Linked DNA regions of Homo sapiens: all the other regions are linked to region 1. Evidence: chromatin contacts called from ENCODE Hi-C or POLR2A ChIA-PET data. All regions are on one chromosome and are shown on one strand. The core of a region is the stretch at or near the end of the contact, and the rest is flanking DNA. Distances in the headings are between cores, read along the strand shown. Region 1 holds the start of POLR1B (RNA polymerase I subunit B). Region 2 holds the start of RGPD8 (RANBP2 like and GRIP domain containing 8). Region 3 has its middle 17 kb from the start of SLC20A1-DT.

Region 1 (3,818 bases), core at 938-3,437:
CTATGCAGGGCCAAATTTTCTTCATCTACTTCAACCAAAACAATTATCACAAGGGACTGAATGCACAAGCAGACATGAGAATCCAGCTGTCTTTTCATTAAGCCAGACATTAAAAAGATTTTTAATAATGCAATTCATCTAACTTCTTTTTTGCTTTGGAAAATATTTTTCTTAAAAATGTTAACATATAATTGGTTTATTTATTTATGTATTTATTTTTTTGGGAGAGTCTCACTCTGTCACCCAGGCTGGAATGCAGTGGTGCAATCTTGGCTCACTGCAACCTCCGCCTCCCAGGTTCAAGCGATTCTCGTGCCTCAGCCTCCTGAGTAGCTGGGATTACAGACATGTGCCACCATGCCCGGCTAATTTTTGTATTTTTTAGTAGAGATGGGGTTTCACCAGGTTGGCCAGGCTGGTCTGGAACTCCTGACCTCAAGTGATCCACCCGCCTTGACCTCCCAAAGTGCAGGGATTACAGTCAAGAGCCACCACACCCAGCCGACTGGCTTATTTTTAAATTAGTGCTTTTCTAAAATTTCTCAATTGGATTTTTTTTTTTTAAAGACAGGTCTCACTCTGTTACCGAGGATGGAGTGCAGCGGCACAATCATAGCTCATTGCAGCCTCAAATTCCTGGGTTCAACTTATCCTCCCACCTCAGCCTCCCGAGTAGCTGGGACCAGCTACTTGGGTGCGCACCACCATGCCCCACTAATTTTTAAATTTTTGTGGAGATGGGGTTTCACTATGTTATCCAAGCTGGTCTTGAAATCCTGGGCTCAAGTCATCCTTCTGCCTTGGCCTCCCAAAGTCCTGGATTACAGGTGTGAGCCACTGCACCCAGCCCGATTAACTTTTAATTAGGAATTTTTTCTCACAGACATGATACTGTAACAATCCAGGCACAATACAAATAACCCCCACCCCTCTAGTCTTTCTAAACAATAAATCTTAATGGCTCCCATATTATTTGCCGAATAGAGTTCAAGAATCAGACTGGCAATCAAAGCTCTCCACATTATCTGTATCCCTATCTCCCACAACACAAATCTTACCCAACAAAACCACAGGTAGGGTCCCCGAAGCATGTGACTCTGCTCTACTCTTCCCCTGGACGAAATGCACGTTTCTCACTTCTTGAACTCATCTAATCCTGCCCTTTCTCAAACTCCTGGATTAGTTGCGCCGCCCATAGGCTCCCGCAGTAGCCCACACAATCCCTTGGCAGAGCAGTTCTCAAGAACATTGGCATGCACTGCTTTCATTATCTTCACCCCTTCAACCCCCAAACACGACAGGGAGCACTTAAATGCATGAACTGTCTCGTACACGGGACTGCCTCCTCCACATCCTCTGAGCCTAGTGCCTGGAGACACTGGGGATGCTTACTAAACGAAGCTTTCCCCCACCATACTCACTTGAATTCTGCTACCATTACTCTACGCTAATAATGCAATTACACTTTTCGATTCAATCTTGCTTTCATGACTCATTTATACCTTCCTCGGCACCTGCTTAATTCATAACAAATGACGAGTAGTTTCTCTCTTTAAAGCTCTAAGAGAAGGAAACTGAAGGATAACCTTGAACATTACACTGTACCTACAAATACGTTCGGGATCTTTCGAGGTACGTTTTGGAGAGGTAAGTCTTCAAGTGATATAAAGCCGTGTGCATTGTGAAGCACATCCCCAGATAAGCCACTTCCTCACTCTCACAGCACCCCGAAACTGTCCAAACTACGGTTCACAATCACTTTTCACTCCAGAATCACGAATACATCTCTTAAGACGCCTCGACTCCAAGTCTCACGAAGGCCAGTACCGCGTCCTGTTTAACATGTTGTGCTCTCCCGCTTACCCACCAAGCCTGTCAGGATCAAGGAGCACATGCATCTGGGGTCATACTGTGACCTCCCAGCCACCTCCCTGGGATTGGCCTCGCCGCGGCAAGGGCGCCGGCGGACGCCGCGCTCACCTGCACCGCGAGGCCGAGACCCTCGTGCACAGCGTAGTTGAAGGACTCCACGTGCGCCCGCGTCAGCTCCTGCAACGCTGCCTTTTGCTGTTCCCGCGGGATTCCATAAGAGGGGTCAGTCAAGTGCTTTAGGCTAGGCCCGCTGGGCAGGTTCCGCCACCGGCTGCCAGGATCCATGTGGCCACCTGCACACCGGACGCCAGTCTCTCGGTACACGCCGGACGCCAGTCTCTCGGTACACGCCGGAAGTAGTGGCCGCAGTCCCGTTTCCGCAGCCTGCTGGGAAATGTAGTTCCCTCTCGTTCCACCCGCCCTAGGCCCTGCGGTTTCGGTTTCTCGGGGTCAACGTAGAACCAAAAACGTCGAGTGAACGGGCCGATTAAGGCCGTGTCCAGCCAGAGCGTGGCGGGCCCTCCCTTTCTCCCATATTCCGCCCCACTCATCTCCCCGCTCGCGAAAGATGCCGCAGGTGGAAACCCGCTCCCCGCCCAGTTGAGCATGTGACCTCTTTGGCTCTCATTGGCTCAGTCAATTAGGATCGGAGGAGAGCGGTCTTCTCAGGCTCTCTTCTGTTTCCCTTCACCTGTTCCCAGTCCCACGCTGATGCCGACCCTGGGGAGTCATCCGGCCAAAGTCGTTGCTTCAACGAAAAAGCGGATGCCGGGCCCCGGGCTGACTCTCTACCCAACTCCTAACTCGCGAGGCTCACCCCTGGGAAGCCAAGGAGTGGTCGGGCCCCGCTAACCTCGTCGCATCTTCCGGACTGGAGGCCTGGGGGAGGCCTGGGGAAGGAGGTGGGAGAGGAGTCGGGCGGTCCCGGATGGAGGGGATGGGGCAGCGGGGCGTCCAACTGGATTTACAGCCTGAATTTCTTTTGCGTTCCTGTGAGCCCCTTACCTCCCCAGAATACTGATTAATCAGGGAATGCCTGCTGGTTTTTCAACTTTATTGTGTTTGTGTTTAACAGCTATATTGCGTTATAACTGGCATACAATAAACCACACATTTAAAGTGTACGCGTTAAGTTTTGACCTATGTATACAACCATGCAGCCATCACCACAATTAAAACAATGAATTAAACCACCACTACCCAGTATCCTCCTGCCCCTGATAGTCCCTCCTTACTGTCAACTTCCCCTTTCCTAGTTCAGCTGGTACTTTTCATTCCTATATCACTTTTTATAAAAAATTCGAGCCGGGAGTCTGTTGCACAGGCTGGTCTTGAACTTCCGGCCTCTAGTGATCCTCTCGCCTTGCCTCCCTAAATGCTGGGATTACAGGCATGAGCCACCGCGCGCGCCCGGCCAACTGAGTAGTTGTAGTTCTTTATATAGCCTATACTAGTCCTTGTCAGATCCATGATTTGCAAATATTTTTCTCCCATTCTGTGGGTTTTTACTTTCTTGCTGGTGTCCTTTGAAGCAAAACGTTTTAATTTTGAAGTGTAGTTTTTTTCTTTTGTTGCCTGTCTTTTTATATCATATCTAAGACATCATTGTGTAATCCAAGGTCATGAGGATTTAAAAAAAAATTTATGGGTACATAATTAGCATATTTATGAGGTATATGAGATGTTTTCATATAGGCATACGATGTAATCATCACAGGAGGGTAGATGGGGTTTCCATCACCTCAAGCATTCATCATTTCTGTCATGAACATTCCAATTGTACTTCCTCAGTTATTTTTGAAGGTACAACAAATTATTGCTGACTGCAGTCACCCTGTTGTGCTATCAAATACTAGATATTTTTCAATCATGGGGATTTTCACCTATATTTTCTACTAAGAGTTTTGTAGTTTCAACTCTTACATTTAAGTCTTTGACTCATTCTG
Region 2 (3,818 bases), core at 555-3,054, 110 kb after region 1:
GAAACAGTCAGGCCCCGGCAGGTTTCCCTGCCCAAGGGGAGAGTCTGAGGAGGGGCCGACTCGGCAGGTGGAGCAGGGGGCCACTTTCATCGAGTTTGTGTTCAGAACTCACTCCAGGGTCCTTTTCTTTTGGGGCCAGGCAGGCAGCACCGTGTGGGACATTATTAGCAAGGAGAGGAGGGGCCCGGGAGAGCTCACAGGGCGTTTTGGGAGCTCCGTAGACAGGCAGGTCCTGAGGACTTTTGGAAAGGATAGAACAAGGTCCCGGGCAGCTTTGTGGTGGTCGAGAGCGAGGGAGGAGGTGGCCTCCCTGAGCGTGGATGGCTGGATGCAGGCCCCAGACCCAGGGGCAGAGGCCGAGAAGGGAAGGCGGGGGCCCAGGGACCACACTTGGCAGGGTGGAGGGGGCAGGGGGAGCCACTTGCTGGGGAAACTTCACCGGATGATCTGGGCTGAGGACGCGCGAGTGTGGAAGAAACGGCGCCTCCCCCGTGCCAGATGCTGCCCACCACCGGCACAGGGCCAGAGTTGGGGTCAGCAGGGCAGCCGTGTGCCCCCAGTGGGAGCTTGGAGGTCACGGAGGAAATGCGAGACCAGATGCAGGCAGGGGAGTCCTCCGGAGCCTGCAGGAGGGGGCCGCTGGCTCAGGGGCACCGGGAGACCCCCACATGGACAGGGTGGAAAGGGCTTTCTTCAAAGCCAGGATCTTGTCCCCATCACAGCGTCCCGCTACGCATTGGGAGCGCTTGCTGCCAGGAGGCTCCCCAGTCCCGCAGCAGCCCCTCAGCGGCTGCCCTCCAAGGAAGGGGCGCACAGACACTCCAGGGCTCCACAGCGCGCGGGCCAGGGGCCCCATCTACCCCCGGGGCAGCGGGACTGGGCGTGAGCCCGGCCTGGGACACAGCCCCTGCGACTGCACCATTGTTAGGGGCCTTCTCGGAGCTGGCAGACCTAGAACCAGGCCTAGGGGGTGGGGGTGTGCCTGGATGTGTGTTGCGGGGGTCTGAACCCTTAGTTAGGACCGGGGGCCCTCCTTTCCACTTCGTGCAGTCCCTGGGGTCTGGGGCATCCTAGCCATGCGTGGGGCCTCCCTGCTGGGATTGGAGACCCCCTGACAGCTGGGGCTGGTCCCAGCATTTTCGCTCTTCCCCCAGAAGGACTCAGATGCAGGGTCTTCTCTGCTCCCCGTCACACAGAGGGTGGCACCCCCGATGGGAACTCTCATTTATCACCAAACCAGAAGATAATGGAGAAACTGACAGAGAAGGGCTGCAAGCAGCTACCGCAGGGCGGTGTGTGGATGCAGATGGGATGGGCAGATGGAGGCGGGGGCCAGCATCGCTGCCTTCTTGCCCCTCCCAGAGGACCCCAGGTCCCCAGCTCGGGCGCCCCACCAGACTGGTAACACCTGCGTCTGCTGTTTGGCACCGGGGGATGAATCACTTGCTTTTCTTTCAACAGTGTTCTGTAGTTTCCAGTCTACAAGTCTTACACTTTTGGGTTAAATTTATTCATAATTATTTTATTATTTTTGATAATATTATAAATGGAATTGTTTACTTAATTTTACTTGAATTGTTCCTTGCTGGTGTATAAGTAGACATCTCATTTTTTTTAGTTGACCTCGTATGGTACAATCTCTTTGAACTCATTTATTATCACTGATGGTTTGTCTTTTTTTTTTTTTTTTTGAGCTTTCATTAAGGTTTTCTATAGATAAGATCATGTCAAGACACCCTCAGACCACAGGGCGGCGCCACCAGCCCGGCCGAGTGCAGCTGGAGCGCCGACGTCCCCGAGGATACACAGTGCTGAGGCAGAACGCAGGTTCGTCACAGTGGGCCTCCGTGGGCGGCGCCGCACGCTCGTCACAGTGGGCCTCCGCCGGCTACGCCGCTGCTTCAGTGGCTTGCAGGCACTTTCCTCTTGGAAGTGGCGACTGCTGCGGGGCTGAGCGGTGCTCGCACGCGTCTCGGGAGCCAGGTTGGCGGCGCGATGAGGCGCAGCAAGGCCGATGTGGAGCGGTACGTCGCCTCGGTGCTGGGTCTCACCCCGTCGCCTCGACAGGTGAGTGGGTCTGGAAGAGAGCGGCGGCCTCGACCCGGCCGGGCGGCGGCGGCCTCGACCCGGCCCGGCGGCGGCCTCGATGGGTCAGGGGTCATGGCTCCCGACGGGCGCTGCTCCCTGGCGCGCTCTGTTGAGGCGGCGGCCTCCACCCGGCCCGGCGGCGGCCTCGATGGGTCAGGGGTCATGGCTCCCGACGGGCGCTGCTCCCTGGCGCGCTCTGTTGAGGCGGCGGCCTCGACCCGGCCCGGCGGCGGCCTCGATGGGTCAGGGGTCATGGCTCCCGAGGGCGCTGCTCCCTGGCGCGCTCTGTTGAGGCGGCGGCCTCGACCCGGCCCGGGGGCGGCCTCGATGGGTCAGGGGTCATGGCTCCCGAGGGCGCTGCTCCCTGGCGCGCTCTGTTGAGGCGGCGGCCTCGACCCGGCCCGGCGGCGGCCTCGATGGGTCAGGGGTCATGGCTCCCGAGGGCGCTGCTCCCTGGCGCGCTCTGTTGAGGCGGAGGCCGGCTAGCGCAGTCCTGTGGGCGGCGTGGCGCTTGCAAGCGCAGGAAGAGTCCTGGGGGGACCGCGGCGGGCGGGAGACCTTTGGCGCCGGCTCTTCCTCTTTCTCCCGGTTTGTTCCCGACGGTGCTCGCTCGTGGGCTCGCCCTGGCCCGGGCTTTCTGGCCCCGTAGTACCCGCGCGGCCTAGTTCTCGGGGGCTTGGGCACCCGGGTGCTGTATCGGCGGGTTTCTTCCCATGTCCTGGACATTTACTTTATATGCCGCGGCGGAGGTCGTACCTCCTTGGCCTGGAGGAACCCAGTGGGGACTGACGCAGCTCCGGGTGAGCTTTGGCGGCTGCGTCGAGTGACAAGGTAGGCATCTCAGCGTGGACATTTGCAATGGCCCGATGGCACAAATGACACGGAAAGTCCCCTTGTTTTGAGTATGAGGTGTTTGTCGCTGTCCCTTTGTAAGGGTCCAGCTCCACTCCACTCCTCATACTCACCTCCCTCGCCCCCCTCCCCGCCCGGAACACTTTGGTAGCTGCCTTTGCTTAAAAAAAAAAAATTCTAAAGTTCTTACAAATCGTTAGTATGGCTTACAATTTTTAACCTTTTCCACAAGTGTTTTTAGGGTATTTTTCCTCTTTACAGGTAAATAATGTGATCTATTTTGGATTCAATAAGACTTTAGTCATTGGATCTAAAGAGTGACGGAAGAAGCTATTAAAGGTGGATGTGCGCAGAATCTTGAGTCAGTTTGCTTTGGCTTGAATAATCACAGCACTGTCGTTTATAAGCTGGGTATTTGGGGCCACTTACACTTTTCATCCATAGATGGAGTTGTAACATTGATAGAATTTGATAGGATGATCCATTTTAAACATTTAGGTTATTGCTTGACACATAGCACTAAATGTTAGCTACAAGTCACTTTTTATTGTTGATGTTAAAAGGATATTGGCCGGGCGCAGTGGCTCACGCCTGTAATCCCACCACTTTGGGAGGCCGAGGAGGGCGGATTGCCTGAGGTCAGGAGTTCGAGACCAGCCTGGCTAACATGTTGAAACCTTGTCTCTACTAAAAATACAAATAAAGTTAGCCGGACGTGGTGGCGCACGCCTGTAGTCCCAGCTACCTGGGAGGCTGAGGCAGGAGAGTCGCTTGAACCCGGGAGGCGGAGGTTCTAGTGAGCCGAGATCGCGCTACTGCACTCCAGCCTGGGCGACAGAGGGAGACTCCAGAAAAAAAAAAAAAAAACCAGAAACTCA
Region 3 (3,818 bases), core at 873-3,372, 84 kb before region 1:
GAAATATTAAAATGATTTTAAAAGTCAGTTCAGAACAAAAAGAGGATCGGGTGCGGTAGCTCACACCTGTAATCCCAGCACTTTGGGAGATGGAGGCAGGAGGATAGCTGGAGCCCAGGAGTTCAAGACCAGCTGGGCAACATAAGGAACCCACATCTCTGCTAAAAATAAAATAAAATAAACAAAAAGAGATATTCCTAGAAGTCTCATTCCCCCTCATTCCCTTTATTTCCATCCTGTTCCTACCATGCCCTGCAGGTAGCTAATCTCATCCATCTCTGTTTTTTTCTTTTTCTGTTTCTTTTTCCTTGAACAAATAGGTAAATGTGGCCGGCCTGGTGGCTCACGCCTGTAATCCCAGCATTTTGGGAGGCCAAGGCAGGTGGATCACGAGGTCAGGAGATCAAGACCATCCTGGCTAACACAGTGAAACCCCTCTCCACTAAAAATACAAAAAATTAGCCGGGCATGGTGGCGGGCACCTATAGTCCCAGCTACTCGGGAGGCTGAGTCAGGAGAATGGCATGAACCCGGGAAGCGGAGCTTGAAGTGAGCCGAGATCACACCATGGCACTCCAGCCTGGGCAATAGAGCGAGACTCCGTCTCAAAAAAAAAAAAAAAAAAAAAAAAACTAAATGTTCTGTTTCCTCCTCTCAAAGGTATACTTGAGACAATGTCCTTTCGAGACCAGTTTTTCAGGACTCTGGCCATCTTTTGCACATGTTGGTTGGGAGGTTGGGAGGTGCTAGGCGGGCAGGAGCTCTGTGACAGTGGCCTTAGTTGTGTCCTAATCCTCCCCTCATTCTTCACATGACTAGCTATATCATAAATACTTACCCCAGGTCCCAAAGGTGTCTCTATGATTGGTAATGGGGCCACAACCCAGTTCCTGCTACCCAGGAGACTGAGGTTCAGGTTTCCTGCCCTAGTGAAGCATCCCCATCAAGCTCAGCATGGCCTGCTGATTCTCCTGGAGATGGAGGCAATTCAGGTACAAGCCTGGATTTCTGAAGAACCACTCTTGGTGCTTGCAGAGCCACGACAAGTACCAGCCACACTCCTGCAACCTTCACACCTTATGAGAAAACAGCACTTTATGCTTCTAATCTATCTATCTATCCATCCATCCATCTATCTATCTATCTATCTATCTATCTATCTATCTATCTATCTATCTATCTATCTATTTTTTTTAAATGAGATCTGAAGAATCAAGGCCAAAAGACCCCTGGGTGTTTCTCTGTAGGACCTCTTTTTAAGGAGGGAAAAACCTGAGTAAATTAAAGTTCGCAGCCCTAGGGCGGTGGCCCAAGGCAGTGGAGGCCCACCGCTGGAGGTATTCATTGGAAAAAGCAGTGGGAGTGGAGAATTCTGTCTCGGAGTAAGCTGTCCACAAGTCTGCTCGGAGGCTGTGACTCACTCTGAGGAAAAGGAGTGCCCTGTATTCTGGAGGAGGCTGCTTTCTCCAAACAGGAGATCTGTGGCCAAGGAAGGAAATGAAGCAATCCAAGACTGATCAGCAGCCGTGGGGCAGGCAGAGCTAGACGTCCACACCACCCCCAACTCTTTGTGCTTAATATTTGCCCTGTGCCCCCAAGGAATAAACAGCACTACAGAACTGGATTCTGGTGAGAAGGGAATCAGGCCCTATCTTGGGCCCTCTCTGGACCTTTGTTTGCCCATCTCGAAGGTTAAGGGGTGAACTGGACAGGGAGGAAACTGGCAGCCAACTCATGTCCCAACTCAGCCTGTGGCTGCATTTTATCTTACTCACAGTTAGAAAAACAATTCAATTTAGGTGCCTTTGCACAAGGCTCTTTTCTCCAGTTCGGCATAGCCACTACCATTTCCTGCCATCTTACCCTAAGTCAGCTTCACAAATTCAGGCTCCCTGCCTGCCCTTTGAAGTTATTTGAAATGGCAACTCCAGCACTAGCAGCAACCAAGTCCCTTCCAGCTCTGGGGTCCCTCCCGAGGATTCTATGCCTCGGAGAAACAGGGAGTAGAAGCAGGGTGAGCAGGCTGCTCTGGAATGAGAAGGAGATGATCCTTAGTCTCAGGATGCTACAGAGGGTGAGTGTGGCAGCATGCCAGGGCCGAGCATCTGCCAGGCAGCACCATCACGGCTTAGGGAGAACTCAAAAACAGCCTTTTTTTACAGCCTCCTGGTGCATCCTGTTTCTCTGGTGCTGCTGCCACCAGCAAGTGGGCACCATGCCCACCCTGCAGTGGGCAGTGAGGGGGCTAGGTGCCCATCTGTCCCGTCTCCTAAGCAGGTGCTGGGAAGATGGCGCCTGAGCTCAGGCTGCCCTCTGCTGGGTGAGCATAGAAGCTGCTGTGGGGTCTGAGACCACAGAAAATCCCACAGGGGAAGGAGGCACCCCCTCTCAGATTCTCCACATTCGTGAGGTGGGAATGGCTTGATTGTGGGCTGCTGCATCCCTGCCGCCTTCCAAAGAAGACTCAGTCTCTAGGAAGGTAGTCTCAGGTCCTGTAAGTCTGCATTTAATTAAAATCCCTTTCTTTTTTCTTTTTTGTTTTGAGACAGAATCTCGCTCTGTCACCCAGGCTGGAGTGCAGTGGTGCAATTTCAGCTCACTGCAACTTCCGCCTCCTGGGTTCAAGTGATTCTCCTGCCTCAGCCTCCGGAGTAGCTGGGACTACAGGCACCAGCCACCATGCCCAGCTAATTTTTGTGTTTTTCCTAGAGACAGGGTTTTACTACGTTGGCCAGGCTGGTTTTGAACTCCTGACCTCAGGCGATCTGCCAATATCAGCCTCCCAAAGTGCTGGGATTATAGGCATGAGCCACCGTGCCTGGCCCCAAAATCCCTTTTCTGACATAGGGCCTAGCACGACGATGTGCTCAGTGAATATATATTGAATAAATAACTAGGCCAGCGGTTACCTACGGTAGAAACTGCTTCTGTCTTGTTTGGAAGGGCAACTTTATTGTTTTTCTTCCTCAACTTCCTCTAACAGACGCTAACCCCTAATGTCTACTCGGGGTCCTGCCTGGCTCTCCCAATTCCAAGCTGGTGCTCTGGCCTGGGCATCTTCCTCCAGGCTCCCCGGGGCATGGCTTCTCCTAGTTCCTCAGCCCCAACCCAGGTTCCTGCTGAGATGAGCACAAATCCCCCTTTTCTCTCATCATTTCCTTCTGCCTTCCCTTTGAACACCTGGATTCTTGTTCCACCTTGAGCTCACTGGACTTAGAGATATTCTCTCCTTCCTGAGGCAGCCACAGGGTGTTTCTAGCCCACTTCACTATTAACTGTTGTTACTTGACACATGGGCACGTGTCCATGGGGTGGGGTGGGCAGCAGGAAGGGCTGGGAACTTCTGGTTTCTAGGAGGGAACTCTGGGGCCCCCCTAGGGTTGTCCTGGGATAGGACCAGGCCCAGTTTGGGGCTGGGGTAGGGCTGCATGAGACTGAGCTGAATGCCCCATCAAAGATGAACGTTTCTTCAAGCATATTTCAGGCGTTCTCACTTAGCTCTACACAATGATCTCACCAGATTTGGGGAGGGGGAATGGGGCTCCCTCAGGTTTTTCCTATTATACCTATTTCTCTTCCAATTTATATTTCCTAATCAACAATAGAGATCTGTTTTTGATTAGCTAGATGAGATACATAGGAAAAATTCGGCTGGGCGCTGTGGCTCACACCTGTAATCCCAGCACTTTGGGAGGCTGAGTCGGGTGGATCACAAGGTCAAGAGTTCAAGACCAGCCTGGCCAACATGGCCAACATGGTGAAACCCTCCCCCACTCCCGCCCTGTCCCTACTAAAAATACAAAAATGAGCCGGGCATG

What was found. Hi-C counts contacts between places; a loop is a spot of excess contacts on that map. ChIA-PET counts read pairs that join two places held with the same protein, here RNA polymerase II (POLR2A). Pooled maps may share reads with other maps.
Region 2: a loop to region 1 is called in a pooled map, with 5 times the contacts of the local background. The contact joins the promoter of RGPD8 here to the promoter of POLR1B in region 1. A Hi-C loop is called at or near these places in 5 of 50 pooled maps. POLR2A ChIA-PET finds 5 or more read pairs at or near these places in 6 of 52 experiments (BJ, CD8-positive, alpha-beta memory T cell, HEK293 and 3 more).
Region 3: a loop to region 1 is called in a pooled map, with 5 times the contacts of the local background. The contact joins the enhancer-like site here to the promoter of POLR1B in region 1. A Hi-C loop is called at or near these places in 1 of 168 maps with a recorded cell type or tissue (vagina) and 8 of 50 pooled maps. POLR2A ChIA-PET finds 5 or more read pairs at or near these places in 4 of 52 experiments (H1, OCI-LY7, T-cell and 1 more).

The regions. Positions count from the first base shown.
Region 1 is chr2:112,540,834-112,544,651 of GRCh38, reverse strand. POLR1B (RNA polymerase I subunit B) reads right to left here and starts at 2,187. Exons shown (of 15, transcript NM_019014.6): 1 at 1,981-2,187. The coding sequence starts at 2,157. It overlaps TTL (tubulin tyrosine ligase), which reads right to left. Exons shown (of 7, transcript NM_153712.5): 7 at 2,913-3,818. LOC105373562 (a long non-coding RNA gene) reads left to right here and starts at 2,440. Exons shown (of 2, transcript NR_136321.1): 1 at 2,440-2,449; 2 at 2,574-2,996. RefSeq lists an enhancer at 2,155-2,304.
Region 2 is chr2:112,431,631-112,435,448 of GRCh38, reverse strand. It overlaps RGPD8 (RANBP2 like and GRIP domain containing 8), which reads left to right and starts at 1,804. Exons shown (of 23, transcript NM_001164463.1): 1 at 1,804-2,067. The coding sequence starts at 1,996. RefSeq lists an enhancer at 238-1,216.
Region 3 is chr2:112,625,200-112,629,017 of GRCh38, reverse strand. No RefSeq gene overlaps it. Among named protein-coding and RNA genes, the nearest start is that of SLC20A1-DT, 17 kb to the left of the region's middle. Within about 2 kb of position 2,122, at least 30 of the 41 ENCODE cell types and tissues checked have a DNase peak (open chromatin) inside an H3K27ac peak, as active enhancers do.